2 separate regions of the Homo sapiens genome follow, and region 2 is linked to region 1. A link is a contact called in ENCODE Hi-C or POLR2A ChIA-PET data. All regions are on one chromosome and are shown on one strand. Each heading gives the region's core, a stretch centred on a gene start or an enhancer-like site at or near the end of the contact. The rest is flanking DNA. Distances are from core to core; before and after follow the strand shown.

Evidence for each region. Hi-C counts contacts between places; a loop is a spot of excess contacts on that map. ChIA-PET counts read pairs that join two places held with the same protein, here RNA polymerase II (POLR2A). Pooled maps may share reads with other maps.
Region 2: a loop to region 1 is called in a map of heart left ventricle, with 4 times the contacts of the local background. The contact joins two enhancer-like sites. A Hi-C loop is called at or near these places in 2 of 168 maps with a recorded cell type or tissue (CD14-positive monocyte and heart left ventricle) and 1 of 50 pooled maps. POLR2A ChIA-PET finds 5 or more read pairs at or near these places in 1 of 52 experiments (T-cell).

What each region holds. Positions count from the first base shown.
Region 1 is chr11:30,342,643-30,346,450 of GRCh38, reverse strand. No RefSeq gene overlaps it. Among named protein-coding and RNA genes, the nearest start is that of ARL14EP, 21 kb to the right of the region's middle. RefSeq lists a silencer at 3,434-3,483. Within about 2 kb of position 2,195, at least 3 of the 41 ENCODE cell types and tissues checked have a DNase peak (open chromatin) inside an H3K27ac peak, as active enhancers do.
Region 2 is chr11:30,477,428-30,481,509 of GRCh38, reverse strand. The region is part of intron 4 of MPPED2 (metallophosphoesterase domain containing 2); the gene reads left to right. Among named protein-coding and RNA genes, the nearest start is that of MPPED2-AS1, 100 kb to the left of the region's middle. Within about 2 kb of position 2,414, at least 8 of the 41 ENCODE cell types and tissues checked have a DNase peak (open chromatin) inside an H3K27ac peak, as active enhancers do.

The sequences.
Region 1 (3,808 bases), core at 946-3,445:
AATTTTGCTCTTCTTCCCATAATATTTAGAAGAAACGTTTTATCCCAAAAGCACTTGAACAAATGGCACTCCTCCAACTCTACCTTAAGATACTCATTTTCTAAATGTATAGTTTTTGTTCAAAGTGGTTGAGCGCTTCACTGGAAGTTTGTAGTAAAATATCGCCCTCTTCTGGACAGATGGGTATCATTCAATGGAGATGGATACAAAAGACTTTTTTTTTTTTTTTTTTTTTTTTAATTTTTTCCTTCCAACTTTTATTTTTGGTTCGCATGATACATGTGCAGGTTTGTTACATGGGTAAATCGTATGTTGTTGGGGTTTGGTGTACAAATCTTTGTCACCCAGGTAGTCTATAATAGTACCTGATAGTTTTTTGATCCTCATCCTCCTCCCACCTTCCAACCTCAAGTAGGTTCTGGTGTCTATTGTTCCCCTCTTTGTGTCCACGTGTCCTCAATGTTTAGCTCCCACTTATAAGTGGGAACATGTGGTATTTGCTTTTCTGTTCCTGTGTTAATTCACTTAGGATAATGGCCACCAGCTGTATCTATGTTGCTGCAAAGGGCATGATACTGTTGTTTTTATGGCTGCATAGTATTCCATCGTGTGTATGTCCCAGTACACTTCTTTTTGTTGTTTTTATGGCTGCATAGTATTCCATCATGTATATGTCCCAATACACTTCTTCATCCAGTACACTGTTGATGGGCATCTAGATTTATTCCATGTCTTTGCTAATGTGAATAGCGCTGCAATGAGCATACACATGCATGTGTCGTGTCTTTATGGTAGAACAATGATACAAAGGCTTTTTAAGAGTTAGGACAAAAGTACAATTCGATTATGTATCCAAACACACAATAAATAGCTGTTGTTGTCACTAAGTGTACACCTTCTTCACTGTGACTTCTCAGAACGAAAACAGAAAGACATGTTAGAATTGGCTGAGAAACATATTCCATCCATGTTTATGGAGCTGGCTGAGTGGTGGGCATGGAAGTGGGCAAAATCTTTACTTCCAGGACACACCTTAAGTAACCAAACTGCAATAATACCTAAGTCATCAGAATCACATAGCTTCAATGAATCCTGAACAGAAAGAATTTCACATGTATAAGATGAATGGTCAAAGAAGAATAGAAAAATATCCACCAGCATTGGAACTTTGGCGTCAAACAATCTATTTAGATTCCCTTCTCTTCCACTGATAAACTATGTGACCCTAGGCAAGTTATCTAAATTCTTTAGCTCTCAGTTTCCTCATCTGTGAAATGATAAAAATAGCCACTTATTAGGAAAGGTGGAATAAAGAAATGTGGTAATATCTGCTAGGGTCTGAATGTTTGTTCCCCCAAAATTCATATATTGAAATCCTCACGCCAACAGTGATGGTATTAGGAGGTGGGGTCTTTGGGAGATGATTAGCTTATGGTGACAGAGCCTTCATGAATGGGATTAGTGCCTTTATAAAAGAGGCTCCCGAAAGATCTCCTGCCCCTCCCACTGTGAGAGGTTTATAGCAAAGAGACATTGTTTATGAACCAGGAAGTGCCCTCACTAGACACTGAATTTGGTGGCATCTTGATCTTGGACTTCCCAGCCTCCAGAGCTGTGGGGAACAAATTCCTGTGGATTGTATGCTATCCAGTCTATGACATTTCATTATAGCAGCCTAAAAGGACTAACATATAAAGTATAAAAACAATTTCATTTTCTAAAGTGTCCTACTTTATTTTCACCCAAATTTTGGCTAATAGCCAAGGTTTAGCAAACCAAATTATTTCTCTAAATTTATCCAATTTTAGAACTGTGTATTTTTTCAAGAAAGTCGATATCACCATAAAGATGTTTTGAAGCAGGAACCTCAGAAATAGGTGAACCTATGAACGTCTAACCAAATATACTCTATATTTTTATGTAATTTCAACTGAAAAAAAGTTAAAAAATGTCAATACACTAAAATATCAAAAAAGATGAAAGCATTTAAATATCCCTGTATCACAAATGATTAAGAATATCCAGCTTTATAAAATACACTGTCAAGTATCAGAAAGTCATTATGCATTTGATTTTTTTTTTGGCATCATTATTTCTGGAAATGACATATAGAAAATGTTGAGGTGTGTGCTGAGTTCCCTTTTGTTTGGCAGGAACCAGTTTCACCTTCCCCTCTTTCACACCACAGAACTGAGAGTCCTGTAAGGGTAAAAGGGAAGAAGAACAGGAGCTGTTGATGCTTTAACTTCATTTTGCTAGCAGTGTTATAAACCACAAATTTAAGTCAATGATATGCCTTTAACTGCCTGACAAGTTATTTAATTCAGATACAGCTATTAAAAATTTATATTCATTTGACCTAGGATTGAGTTCTAGCTATGAAACATAGGATGACAGAGAAAATTATCCAAGTATTCTCTGTTTAGCTTATGAACAACAGAAATTTAATTCTTACAGTTCTGGAGGGTGAGAAGTCCAAGTTCCAATTTTCAAACATGCTAAGCACTTTAAAAGCAAGTAACACCAATACAAATACCCTAAATTGGTAACTTAATTACAAGTGCCTTATTGTTATTACAGAATGTCAGACCCTCATGGTAAATTACCATAGGCCATGCTACATTTGTCTAAAGGAGGTTAAGGTCCATGAGAATGGTATGAGAAGATTTTGCAGGGCAGGATTGAAGATGTGGGGGTAAGTCACAGCTGTTTGCTCTCCTTAAAAGATATAAAAGTTCCTGGCCGGGTGCAGTGGCTCACGCCTATAATCCCAGCACTATGGGAGGCTGAGGTGGGCAGATCACAAGGTCAGGAGATCGAGATCATCCTGGTTAACACGGTGAAACCCTGTCTCTACTAAAAATACAAAAATTAGCCGGGCGTGGTGCTGGGCGCCTGTAGTCCCAGCTACTTGGGAGGCTGAGGCAGGAGAATGGTGTGAACCCGGGAGGCGGAGCTTGCAGTGAGCCGAGATCGCACCACTGCACTCCAGCCTGGGCGACAGAGCGAGACTGTCTCAAAAAAAAAAAAAAAAAAAAAAAAAGAAGATAAAAGTTCCCAAGGGCATGAGTTTCAAACAGGCCATTCTACCCTTGATCTTTTATCCTCAAATGAGTAGAGCTAACTTTCCATCTAGTCATTACCTTGTATTCACTTAATGGTCAATCGTGCAAAAAGACAAAATTATTGACTCACATAACTGAAAATTCCAGGTTTGACTTCAGACATAACTGGATCGAGATACCCAAATTCTATCTATCTTGGTCTCTGGCTTCCACTTTCACGTATGTTGTTTACATTCTAAGGCAGATTCTCACTTAGTGCCAAGATTAGCCACCAGTAGGCCTGGTCTTAAACCTGTAAACTTAGCAACCCTCATTGAAAAAAAGCATCACTTCTTCTCTAGTCTCAGTAAGCCTGAAGTTGATTGGCTTTGATTGACCTGGCTAGTCATACATCCACCCTTCTAACATTCATTAAGGCTAGTGAGATGCTACATTCTCAAAGGCCAGGACTTGTGATAAACCCACCCTACAACCACAAAGTAAGGCCAACTGTATCTGAACCACATGGGCTGACTACAAGGGTGGTTTCTCAAAGGCCAACTGCAGAGTGCTAATTCCAGAAGGGGAAGTGATACTGGGCATGCAAAACACTACCAGACTTTAACTGACGTGGAAACAAAAATAAAAACAAAAACCCAAAGCAGATTCAAGAATTTTCCAAGCAGTGACCAAATGGACTTGATAATATGAACAAGAGAAAGGAGTAAAAAATGACTGACTATATATTTTATTGACTCATCTAA
Region 2 (4,082 bases), core at 1,165-3,664, 130 kb before region 1:
AAAACAGGTCGACTTGGATGCTTTTGTTCAAGAGCTTAATGTGTTCTCCTTGTCAGGCTGTGGTTCAGGCTGCTCGGTTTGCTTTAAACGGGACCAGATGGTGAAATTTGGTTTTTATACGCTGATTGCACTGTCAAGAAGGAAAATACTGTTTGAAAAGACAACAGGAAAATGCTAGTGTGGAGTTGTAGAGTGATGTTTCAGGAGGAGGAAAAGTTTATGGAAAATATAACTTATGTAACCTGGCTGTGGTGTATAATAAACTGCACGGTGCAGTTGACTGGAACAGAAAATAAGGCATTATTCATATTATAGTCTAGAAGCATGGTGTCAAGGAAAGGTCGCCTATTAATAAAATTTTATGTGGATTTGAAATGTAATTCTTTTGATTCTTAAAGTGGGAATATCATTCTTTTAGCTACAGTATTAGCTACTGTAAGAAGACCCAATACAATTTTGTGCATTTCCTCACTTTTTCCTTTCCACCCTCCCTTGTGCCAAATGACCTTGCCACAGATTAAAATTATTCTACCTGTTATGTAGGGAAAACTCTGTATCTCAATTTTCTTATCTTCATTATCAAGGGACAAAAACTGACCTACCTGTGGAGATAGAGTGTGGGCTAACTGAGTGATAGTTATAAATTGCTTTGTAAAATGCTCATTATCACCATTTAAAAAATTCTCCTAACTCTAATGTGCAAAGGATAGCGTCACTGGAAAGGAATTGAAATGCATAACTTTTTTCTAGTGATAGCGACACTCTAGGAAGAACACAGTTTTTATTGGAAGTTGTCTTTTACATCTCTAAAAATTTCAAGTAAATTTAGCATTCATTACTTGTGAAATAGCTGCCCCCTCCAAAAAATCTGTTGAAGTATATGCAAGGAGCAAAGTCTCAAAACTCCAAATTAAATTTGTCATCAGTGATAAATTTAGTCCTGTGAGATAGTTTAATAAGTGCTTCAGCTTGATTTATTGGCTTTGTTAGTTAACAAGAGTGTATTATGTCTTGTACAGAACTTAGCAGAGCAATTTCTGACTAGACCTTCCTTGATTAAAATAAAAAACTGAAAGTCTCATTTTAGTCACGGCGATGGTAATTATTTTAACATGAAATTGGAAGGTAAGCACACTGCAGTCCTGTCATTAATATTTAAAAAAAAGAAAGAAAAGAAAATGTCAGAATGTGAAGGGAAAGGCATTTAAAAGGTTCTAGTTCTTTATGTTTGTACGTACTTTATTTCTTTTGTGTGTATGCAGAGCGTCTAGGCTGTTTCACTGGTTGGGGCTGAAGATGCAGCCCTTGCATATATAATCACTAATGAGTGTCAGGATTCAGCTGCTAATTTGAAAGGCTTTGTGGCTCTTTCACCCCAAACACGAGAAGCTTCATTAGGCGCTGTTTTGTCCAGCCTGACCTTTGCTGATCTCTAGATCACAGCTAAACACCAACATTACACCAACACCCTCCCAGTTGAAACAGTCCAGACATGATTCCTTTGGTGCATATCTTATCAGAATCTGCTACTGACATAAACTTGGGTGTCCCTGTAGCTTGCCACATAATTAGGATTACCTTCCCCCAAAGAGGCCCTATTTACTTACAATTGTGTTCAGTTGATTGGAGATTTGAATTTGAGAGCAATTAGCAAATTTCTCAGTCTCTCTCTCTTTTTTTTATTTTCTAAAAAAGGCACTTTTATAAGGCATAGCTTTTAAAATATGTTCTTATGGCTGTTTCAGTGTAAGCAACAGACAGCTACTAATAAGGTATTTCTCTCTTTGACTTAGGAAAAATACATAAAATTTATTATTAGTGATATCAGATTTTAAAAATGGAAAGAAAATCAAATGGTATTTTTTTTTCCTTTAGAGGTATGTCTTTGGGAGTACACTATCCTCAAAATCAAACCTTGTAGCAAGCAGGTGGAAGAGACTTTTCTGCTTACACTATTTTAAATATCCTGAGCAATGAAACAACAGGCATGATTTATTTGTCAAGCTTTTGGTTGCTGGGGAGGGAAGCCTTACTTTTCAGTGTTATTGTTTGTAGATTCTCCCCCTACTCTTCTCAATTGCTAGAGATTATTCTGCTTTAGTTTAAAATTTTACTGTATATTTGATATGAAGCAGTAGCTAAGTGGAGATATCTTTTGACATTATATGTAATTATCAACCAGAAAAATGCATCTTTATAAACTTATTTTTCAACAGATCCAGTCATCTACGTCAGGTCTCCGGTGACCTTATTTTGAAGTGGTTTGAATTCTCTTTCCTTTTTAGAGTCATAAAATTAGAGATGGGAAAGAGCTCTCTGATTGCATCACTTTTTCCACCCTTTTGGCCAGTGTGATCTCCCTCCCTCCAGCATATTCCCTGGTGTTCCATTCAGCCTAGTTTAGGATAAGAAGACCAGGGAGGCTTCTTGTCCAGGCCCTCTGGGAAAATGTCCCACGGCCCTTGACATGTGGATAAGCTTTTAGGCATGCAAGCTGAAGTTTTCTCCTGCTTTGAGACTGCTTCAATATTCTTGAGTTCAATGTCTTTTCTTGTTGTTCCTTTCTTCTAAAGCATCAAGAACTTTTTTCTCTGTCAAACAGCCTGCTCATATTGTGAACAGCAACAAAAAACCCACAACACTACACACAGGCATGGTTTTCCTCCTTCTTCCGTTCAAAACGACAACGTTATTTAAGGTGTTTCGTTGTTATTAACCACGTGTCTAAGACATGCCTAAATTTGAATGGTTCATAAATTTTACCTATAAATGAATCTCATAAATCCTTAGCCATTTCATAGACCCTGTGACTACAGCGTCTCAGAATCTTGTTGGTTTAGAGCCTTTTCAGGAGTCCAGGAACAAGATGGGGATACTGACAACATTTGTTTTTAGATGGATAGAAGTAAATTAATCAAAATCCTTTGTTTATGATGCATTGCCATCATTGGTCTGTGCCTAGCCTTTGTTATCATCATGTTATTTTTCCATTTATGAGTAATGTAGTGAACATCCATTAACCCACAGAGAGCCTGATTACTAGAACATTGACAATAATTTGTGTTTATCTATGTGCTTTCTCGTTTCTTATCTCCTGCCTTCTTTTTCCAGGTATACATTAATCTGAATTTTGTTTTTTTCATTCTTTTGCTTATTTAGATGCTTCTTATAATACACACATCTAAACAATATATAGTTATTGGTTTCGAACTTAATACAAAAGTTACTGTGGGTTTCTCTTTTAGTTATGGAGGAATAAGCTCCTAACAAACTAAGTCTCCTGCAAATAACTATAAATAACAAATAAAATAACTACCCAAGGGCTTTGGAGGTGCACAGAAGCAAGTAGGTTTTTGGAGGGGAGTTGAAACTTAGAGGAAGCAACTCCAATGAAGTTTTTCATTTCTGTTGGTTTCTGGAGGGTAGCCACAGTTTAGTAAAACGGTTTCATGATATGGCTAAAATTCTGACAGACAGCCCATACTCTTTTGGGCAGGAGAAACCATTTGAAAACGCTCAGAGTAACCAGAGCCACCACAGAGTGAGGGGGAATCCTAGGGGAAAAAAAGAGAGAGCTAAATAAGAGAAACACCAAATTCTTTGTGTATATTCTACAAAGTCTCTGGACCCTGAGTCATGCATGTAGGGGCAGATTGAAAGTGTCTAAACTGAGATCCGAGCTACCGTCCACCGTAGATATCAACATTTAAACATTCAAAGAAGAAGTAATGAAATCTTACAGAAAATCTTTCCGAAATTTGAAGACGAAATGCTTCCCAACATGTTTTATAGCCAGCATGACATTAATACCAAAACCTAACAAAAATGTGTTACCAAAAAAATTACAGAATAACATGCCTCATGAGCAGAAACTAAAATACTTTCCGGAAGGTTAGCAAATCAAATCCAACAACATATAGAAAGGTTAATAGATTATGATCAATGTGGATTTATACCAGGAATACAAGATGGGTGTAAAGTGAAAAAAAAATCTATCTAATTCATCCTATTAACAGGATAAAAGAGGAAAACTATGTGACCATTTTAATAGATACAGAAAAAGCATTCAAAAAGACTCAATA